2 separate regions of the Homo sapiens genome follow, and region 1 is linked to region 2. Evidence: chromatin contacts called from ENCODE Hi-C or POLR2A ChIA-PET data. All regions are on one chromosome and are shown on one strand. Each heading gives the region's core, a stretch centred on a gene start or an enhancer-like site at or near the end of the contact. The rest is flanking DNA. Distances are from core to core; before and after follow the strand shown. Region 1 overlaps SNX25 (sorting nexin 25). Region 2 overlaps SNX25 (sorting nexin 25).

Region 1 (3,674 bases), core at 1,118-3,617, 78 kb before region 2:
GTAAAAGACTGAGTGATCAGAGGCCTGAGGTAAAGGGGCAAGTGTGGAATCTCTCATGCAAAGAGAGCTCAGCAGGACTGCCAGGAATGCTCAGGGCCCAGAGGACCGCTAGAGAAACAGAATGCTCCTCCCTAGGCATGGGAACTACATATCTGGACAGGTGAGAGCACACTCTCTGGAGGTGAGTCAGCACATACCTCGCTTAGATATGAAACTACCAATGATAAAAGAGCATTTGTGTTTTGTCTCTTGGTTCCCACGAGTGCAGTCTAAGTAATGGTTTGCACATCCTCCCAGCTGGAGACCTCCATCCGGTTCCCTAGGATGGTCATTACCCATCTCAGGTCCCAATTAGTCAAATGTATAACATAGCACTCAGGGAGGCTGCAAAATTAGCTGAAAAAACTTAGACACAGCACCATAATACGTTTTTATCAGAAGCAGCTTTTCCGGTACTTAACACAAAGGGCCACAGGCAGGCCTCAGGTCAATACATGGACTTGTTCAAGATGATCTGTCAGGTATTATCAGACATCTTTTCATCCCATTTTCATTTACTTCAATAATGGTTTCTGAACTTGTGTTATACTTGGCCAACAGTCAGGACCTGCCTAAAGAACTCACTAATTTAGCATTTATCTCAACAGGAAAAAAATAGTATTTCAGAGACTCCTTTGTGGGAGGATGAAGGTAAATGTAGTTTGCCCCAAAATTAGTCTATTGCAAACTAAGATGTTTTGTGAGTGTACCTAAGGAAATGCAAGCTTGGAAGACCTAATTTTTCAAGAAAACTTTTACTTTTAAAATATATATCCTTAAACTTCATAGTTTGTGTATAATGTTTAAGTTAATCTAAAAATTCTGGGACTAAAGTTGCCTCTTATTTATAAAACAAACCTAGACCTCAATTTTAATTTGGGGTTAAAACATGTTAATAAAGAGAGAGAAATATAGGAGAAAACTGACACCCATTTACCAACCATTACATTCTTTTTACCCAAAGAGAGCTTAAAACGCCTTTCTAAAAGGACAAAACCTAGAAGAAAATTCCAAAGAGAAGTAAGAAAGAGAATAACCCTTCCCTAAAACCCAGCTGCAAGGCTGGGAAGAATGTTTTGGTGCTCCGCTTAAATGTGGCTTGCTCACGTGAATGCGTTCTGTTTGATAATGGGCCATACAATGCCATTGTCTGATCACAAAGCTTGTTGCTAACAAATGCAACAGCAGCTTGTTGCTTAGATGGTTCTGTTTATTTTTGCCTCAGAAAGCGAATGCCACATTCAGAGCTAAATGACTAACGTGGAGCTCATGCATCCCATGCTGCTGGCATGCAAAAATCCTTGTAAATCCAGTGATGCAGATGAATACATTTCTTTGTGGCCTTAAAACCCATTCATCCAAGAAATATTCACATCAAGAAAAGTATAGGCGAGTGGGTGTGTGACAACACCCCGTGACCCAGCTCATGCCAGAGTTATGTGGCTGTTTCTCTATAGAGTGTTAAGTAGTAACACTGTGCATTGTTAGAAACTGGGTTAATCACACAACATTTAATCTAGCTTTAAAAAGAAGTGGCCAGTGAAACACCGGATGGCAGTGTGTCTTTAAACTGGTGCCAAGATGAACACACACATGATGTTAGGTTAGTGCAAAAGTAATCACGGGTTTCGCCATTACTTTTAATGGCAAAAAAAGTGATTACTTTCGCACTAACCTATAATATTCCAAAGCAATTAGTTCAAATATTTACTGTTTTTCCGTCTAGATAGTCTAGGTTCTACTGAGATCAGAGCAAAAGGAAATGGGTGAATTTGGGTTCATTTGGTGAAAAAGACATTTATATTAGACATTAGGTAAACCCTTTTGGCTACAAAGACATTACAACAGACTTACGAATAACATCACAGAAATGCTTTTCGCTATAAATCCCCTGCCCATGATATAATTCTTCCTTAAGCAAGTGAAGTGGCTTGCAGTAAAACAAAAACAGCAACATCTAACGACAACTGTTAGATGCTATTTCTAATGAGGCAGCAGAGAGCAAAGTAACTTAAAGTGCAAACTCATGACTCCAGAAATAGTACAACTGGATTAAAATGGCACCACTGTGCTTTTCAGGTATAAAAAAAGAAAAACACCAACAGTAGAATATTTTCCTTCCCTCATAACATGCTATCATGTTCCAGGGCATATCATAATGGCAGCATCCTCAGCAGACTCACTGAGGGATTTAATGGATAATACAGGGCAGGGTTTCTCAACCTCAGCACTACTGACATTTTGGACAGGGTAGTTCTCAGCTGTGGGGGGCTGTCCTGTGTACTGCAGGATGTTTAGCAGCATGCCTAGCCTCTACCACTAGATGCCAGTAGCATCCCTTCCCCCAAAGACGACAACCAAAAATGTCTCCAGACTATTGTCACATGTCCCCTGGGGAGCAAAACTGCCACCTCCTACCCTCCACCTGGCCCCACTTAGCAGTGCTGATACAGAGGTACAACCTGCTCCTCTAACAAGAAGGTTAGAGCAAACAGAGGACAAGGCCGCACCCTCCTTCCCCTTCCCTCACTCCTCAACATGGGCTCTCTTCTCTCCTCTGCCCAGGATGCTCAGGTCTTCTCGTGAAATGCAGGCAATCGACATATGGAATAGAGACTTCCTCCCTAGAAAATGCTGGTTCTCCAATCAACTGTATGTGCACTGACAGACTAACCAGCTGTTGAATCTTTCTTGTATATTCAAATAAAAGTTTTAGGCTGGATGTGGTGGCTCATGCCTGTAATACCAGCACTGTGCAGGGCTGAAGTGGGAGGATGGCTTGAGGCCAGGAGTTTAAAACCAGCTTGGGCAACACAGCAAGACTCTGTCTCTATAAAAAAAAATTTAGGCCCGGTGTGGTGGCTCACGCCTGTAATTCCAGCACTTTGGGAGGCTGGGGCAGGCAGATCACATGAGGCTGGGAGTTGGAGACCAGTCTGATCAACATGGAGAAACCCCTTCTCTACTAAAAACACTAAATTAGCCGGGCATGGTGGCGCATGCCTGTAATCCCAGCTACTCGAGAGGCTGAGCCAGGGGAATTGCTTGAACCCAGGAGGTGGAGGTTGAGGTGAGCCGAGATGCGCCATTTCACTCCAGTCTGGGCAACAAGAGCAAAACTCCATCTCAAAAAAACAAAATAAGTTTAAAAATTAGCCAGGCGTGGTGGCATGCACCTGTAGTCCTAGCTACTCAGGAGGCTGAGGCAGAAGGATCACTTGAGCCCAGCAGGTCGAGGCTGCAGTGAGCCGTGATCACTAAAGCCAGGAGTTTGAGGTTACAGTGAGCTATGATCACGTCTCTATGTTCCAGCCTGGGTGACAGAGTGAGAACATGTCTCTAAAATATAAATAAGTAAACAGAAGTTTTACTAAATCCTCTTGATGGAAGGGTTCAAGAAACAGGTATATATTTACTTAGGGACTAGTCAAGATTTGAAGTGAGAAATGGTACTTGACCTCTTAACACAAAGCTGGCAGCAATTCTCAGTAGTTACCAATCATCACAGACTTCTTCAAAATTATCTAGAAATCACCTCAACAGTTGCTAAGGAACTCAAAAAAATATTTGCCTTACTTTTCAACCTGAGGCTGGTATGTCCTTTTTTGAAAAGAACAAATGGGCTTCTCTTACCA
Region 2 (3,825 bases), core at 906-3,405:
GCATGCCAGCAGATAGGAGGCCTCGCAGGCCTCTGACCCTTCCCTTCTCTCCAAGCTCTCAGCTTCCTCCCGGCCTCGGCTCCTCCCTTGGCTTGATGAGGTGTGGGCAGCTCTCATTAAACATTCTTGTGCCCTGGCCCTCTGTCGTACCACGCCCACAGATGAGATCTCCACTGCTTCACTCCAGGAGTGTTAGTGTTCCACCTACAAAAATTCCACAACCACACCGCGGGCGTTGCTAGTCTTTCATGGCCTCCAACTTCACATCTTGGCCCTTAACTCCTCAGCACTCAGCCCACGTACCTTTGCGATGCTGCTTCTCCCTTATGAGACAGCAGAGCACAGAGATCAAGAGGGCTGGCTCTCCTGTCAAAGAAAGCCTGGCACCATCCCAGCTAGCTCTGTCACCTTTAGCTAGTCACCCCATCTCTCTAAACCTGCTTCCTGATCCATACAATGGGGATAACAGTAGCTTTCTCATAGGATAACTGTGAAGGTTCAATGAGAATGTAAAGTGCCTAGTGAAATGCTTGGTTCACAATGAGGGCCCAATAAACGGTTCTGCTCTTATTCTCTCCAATGATGTTTTTTCCAAACCTTTTATCGCCTCTCTTAAAATTACCCTGTACAGGCACAGCACAGTGGCTCACACCTGTAATCCTGGCACTCTGGGAGGCTGAGGCAGGAGGACTGCTTGAGGTCAAGAGGTAAAGGCTGCAATGAGCCACAATCCTCCTCTGCACTCTAGCCTGGGCTATAGAGCAAGATGCTGTCTAAAAAAAATAAAATAAAAATAAAAAAATTATCCTCTACACGTTATCATAGTTCTCACTATCAGTAATTAATTTCGTCTCCCGCTTACCAAAATATTTGAGACTATCCAGCTTGAAATACCTTAATTCCCTGCCAACCTCCACGAAGTTCTCTCCATGTGCCCCCATTTTTATCTCCTACTAAAGTCGAATGCCCCCACCTATGCTCTGATCCTGCCCCCCAGGCATGTCTCCATCAATTACAATCTATCTCTGAGATGTTCAGGCCCTTCCTCTCTACTTTTCCATCTTTCCCTTAACCTAAAAATGTGCTTAAATATCTCTCCCTGACAACAACAAAAATCCCATAACACACACTCCCCTCTAGGTACCACTTTCTCTTCTGGCCTTCTCAGCCAGGCTTCTACAGAGCACAGGCCACACACTGTAAACCTCTCCAGTCCCACCCCCAAACCACACTGGCATGGACCTCCAAAGGCCTCCCAGTTGCCAAGTCCGGGGCACACCCTCGGTCCTCCCTCTGCACCTCTCTGCCCCACTGGATACTGTTGGCCATCTGCTCCCTCTTACTCTCTGAGCTTCTCTCTTCATCTCACGGCCTCTAAATGCTCTTTCTCTCCTTGGTGGGCTGCTCCTCCCTTGCCTGCGCTTGGACTCGCTGCTTCTCAGCCATCCTACTGCTCTCGGCAGTCTCATTCCCCTGTAGCCTTAACTGTCACGTGTACACTGACCACCAACAAATTGACCTGCTTAACCCTGATCTCTCCTGCAAACTGCACGCCTGCAGACCTAGCCGCCAGCTGGACAGATCCACAGGCATCTCAAAATCTACATGGCCAACATGTACCACATCCTTAAATCCCACCGTCCCAAACCTGCACAAAGGGCACCTGTACACATTTAACCCCCAAGCCAGAAACCTGGAATTACCTAGATCTCTCCCTCTCCTGCCCACAATAAATGCATGCTTACTGAGCAGAAACGAAGAACATAATGAAGCTGCCTGGATGGAAGGGCAATTGAGCTGGACCTTTAACAAGTAGAGCTGAACATACAAAAATGCAGGCAAAGTCCTTCCCGGGTGAATGCACACCCACCCAATGGTAAACTCGGGAACAGCAAGTAGTTCAGCTTGAAGAAGAGGAATACAAGTGAAGGCTAAAAAGGTAAGGCAGCCCTGTCTTGAAGACCTTGACACAGGCCAAGTGTTGTGAACCCACAACCTCCCTCCTCTCTAAGTGACTGGCCTAGTTCTCCACACAATGAGGTAAGGGAAACAAAACAAGAAAGATAAATGACTGGCCTAGGCCAATGACAGAAATCCTGTCCCCCATGCCAACAACGGGTAACAAACGGGCACCTGCCCAAACCTGGCCAGTAAGATGTGAGGGGAACACTGCCAGAAGCATTTCTGAGCACATTTTCCTTGCTCCAAAAAGGGACTTTCTTCTTCTGGGTATCATCCTGCGTGGCTGTGGTGCCTAAAACTGATACAGTCACCTGGTCAACAGCCCGCAAGCTCTTCCGACTCACGGGGCTAAAAAACACAGAGAAATGGTCCTGGAGGCTCAATGGTCTCCACATGGAGCCTGCCCTAGCCCTGAGCTTGTCCTCTCTCTGGACTGTGTATTCTTTCTTAAGAGAATACATCTCCTTATTGTTAAAAATAAAAGGAAGGGGATACAGGAATCAGTCATGTTTACAAAACATTGGATTAAAAAGCTAAGCAGATTTCTTTACAGTAGGATTTCTTACAATGTTAATTTAATAACACATGTTGTAAAGCTTTAAGAATTAGTTTTTCCAAGGCACAGTGTGGTGGCTCATGCCTGTAATCCCAGCACTTTGGGAGGCCAAGGTAGGAGGATCACTTGAGCCCAGGAGTTCAAGACCAGCCCGGGCAACATAGTGAGACCTTGTCTCTACAAAAAGTTTAAAAATTAGCAGGGCGTGGTGGCACATGCCTGTAATCCTATCTACTCAGGAGGTTGAGGTGGGAGGACTGCTTTAGTCCAGGAGGTCAAGGCTACAGTGAGCTATAATTGTGCCACTGCACCCCAGCCTGGGCAACACAGTGAGACCCTGTCTCAAACAAACAACAACAAAAAATTTAGTTTTTTCAGACTTATGTGACCACCAAACTAGCCTCCCAAGCTTCCTCTTCTTTGTTTTTGCAGTGTACCTAAAAGCATCTCCCAGAACTAAGTGTTAATGAATCACAGTTTGGGAAACACTGATTTTTACCAGAGAGACTAAAAAAGTATATGCCTGGCTGTTATAATGCAGTGATGACAGAGTAATACAGCCGCAGAAAAAGTGATCGCAGAATCCAAAAGGCACCACCGCCATTCTACTAGGTTCTCACTCAAAATGCCTGATGGGTTTCACGCTATGTGCCAACTCGGTGAATTTTCAGCGGCTGCCTGGAATGCTGTATTGAGAGAGAGTCTGCAGTCACAACCAGGTGCCTTACTTGATTAGTAAAGATCCTCCTGAGCACAGAAGGGACAGCTGTGACATCATTCAAGTTCATTCTGAGACCTCTGAAGTGACATTAAGTCCTAAGCAGATCCTAGAATCATCCCAAAGCTTCCCAAGTTGTTTTAAATCTGAATCAGGCCAGACTAATTTTTAATAATTAAAAGGGTAATAAAGTGTTTAAGTGTGTAGACTCCAGAGTTAATTAAGAGAGACGTGGGTTTAATTCTTAGTTTTTTCACTGATTTTATAGCCTGAGCACATGGTTTAACCTCACTAAACCTCAGTTTTCCCATCCACAACATGAGAATAACAGTCCCTACCTCCCATGATTGATGTAAGAATTAAACTGGGTAACGTAATGCAGTTAATACACCTGCAAACAGCAGGTGCAAGAAATGTTAAGTTTAGCTCTACCCATTACTAAGGGATTCACTTCACGACGTTCACATTACATAACTCCTGTAATACACCTATTTGTCCACTGTATTCATAGCCATAGATTACAGTGAAATCAATCAAACTGGGGCCACAGGAATGATTTCCCTGAACCCATTAACAATGCCAACATATG

Evidence for each region. Hi-C counts contacts between places; a loop is a spot of excess contacts on that map. ChIA-PET counts read pairs that join two places held with the same protein, here RNA polymerase II (POLR2A). Pooled maps may share reads with other maps.
Region 1: a map of Caco-2 shows a loop between it and region 2 (12-fold over the local background). The contact joins two enhancer-like sites. A Hi-C loop is called at or near these places in 18 of 168 maps with a recorded cell type or tissue (A673, Caco-2, Calu3 and 12 more), 6 of 37 single-sample maps with no recorded cell type and 13 of 50 pooled maps. POLR2A ChIA-PET finds 5 or more read pairs at or near these places in 8 of 52 experiments (AG04449, GM12878, H1 and 5 more).

What each region holds. Positions count from the first base shown.
Region 1 is chr4:185,303,869-185,307,542 of GRCh38, reverse strand. All of the region lies in intron 6 of SNX25 (sorting nexin 25), which reads right to left. Among named protein-coding and RNA genes, the nearest start is that of LRP2BP, 90 kb to the left of the region's middle. RefSeq lists a silencer at 1,054-1,348 and enhancers at 872-1,372, 1,458-1,517, 2,553-2,742, 3,631-3,674. Within about 2 kb of position 2,367, at least 10 of the 41 ENCODE cell types and tissues checked have a DNase peak (open chromatin) inside an H3K27ac peak, as active enhancers do.
Region 2 is chr4:185,225,506-185,229,330 of GRCh38, reverse strand. The region is part of intron 1 of SNX25 (sorting nexin 25); the gene reads right to left. Among named protein-coding and RNA genes, the nearest start is that of SNX25, 18 kb to the right of the region's middle. Within about 2 kb of position 2,155, at least 5 of the 41 ENCODE cell types and tissues checked have a DNase peak (open chromatin) inside an H3K27ac peak, as active enhancers do.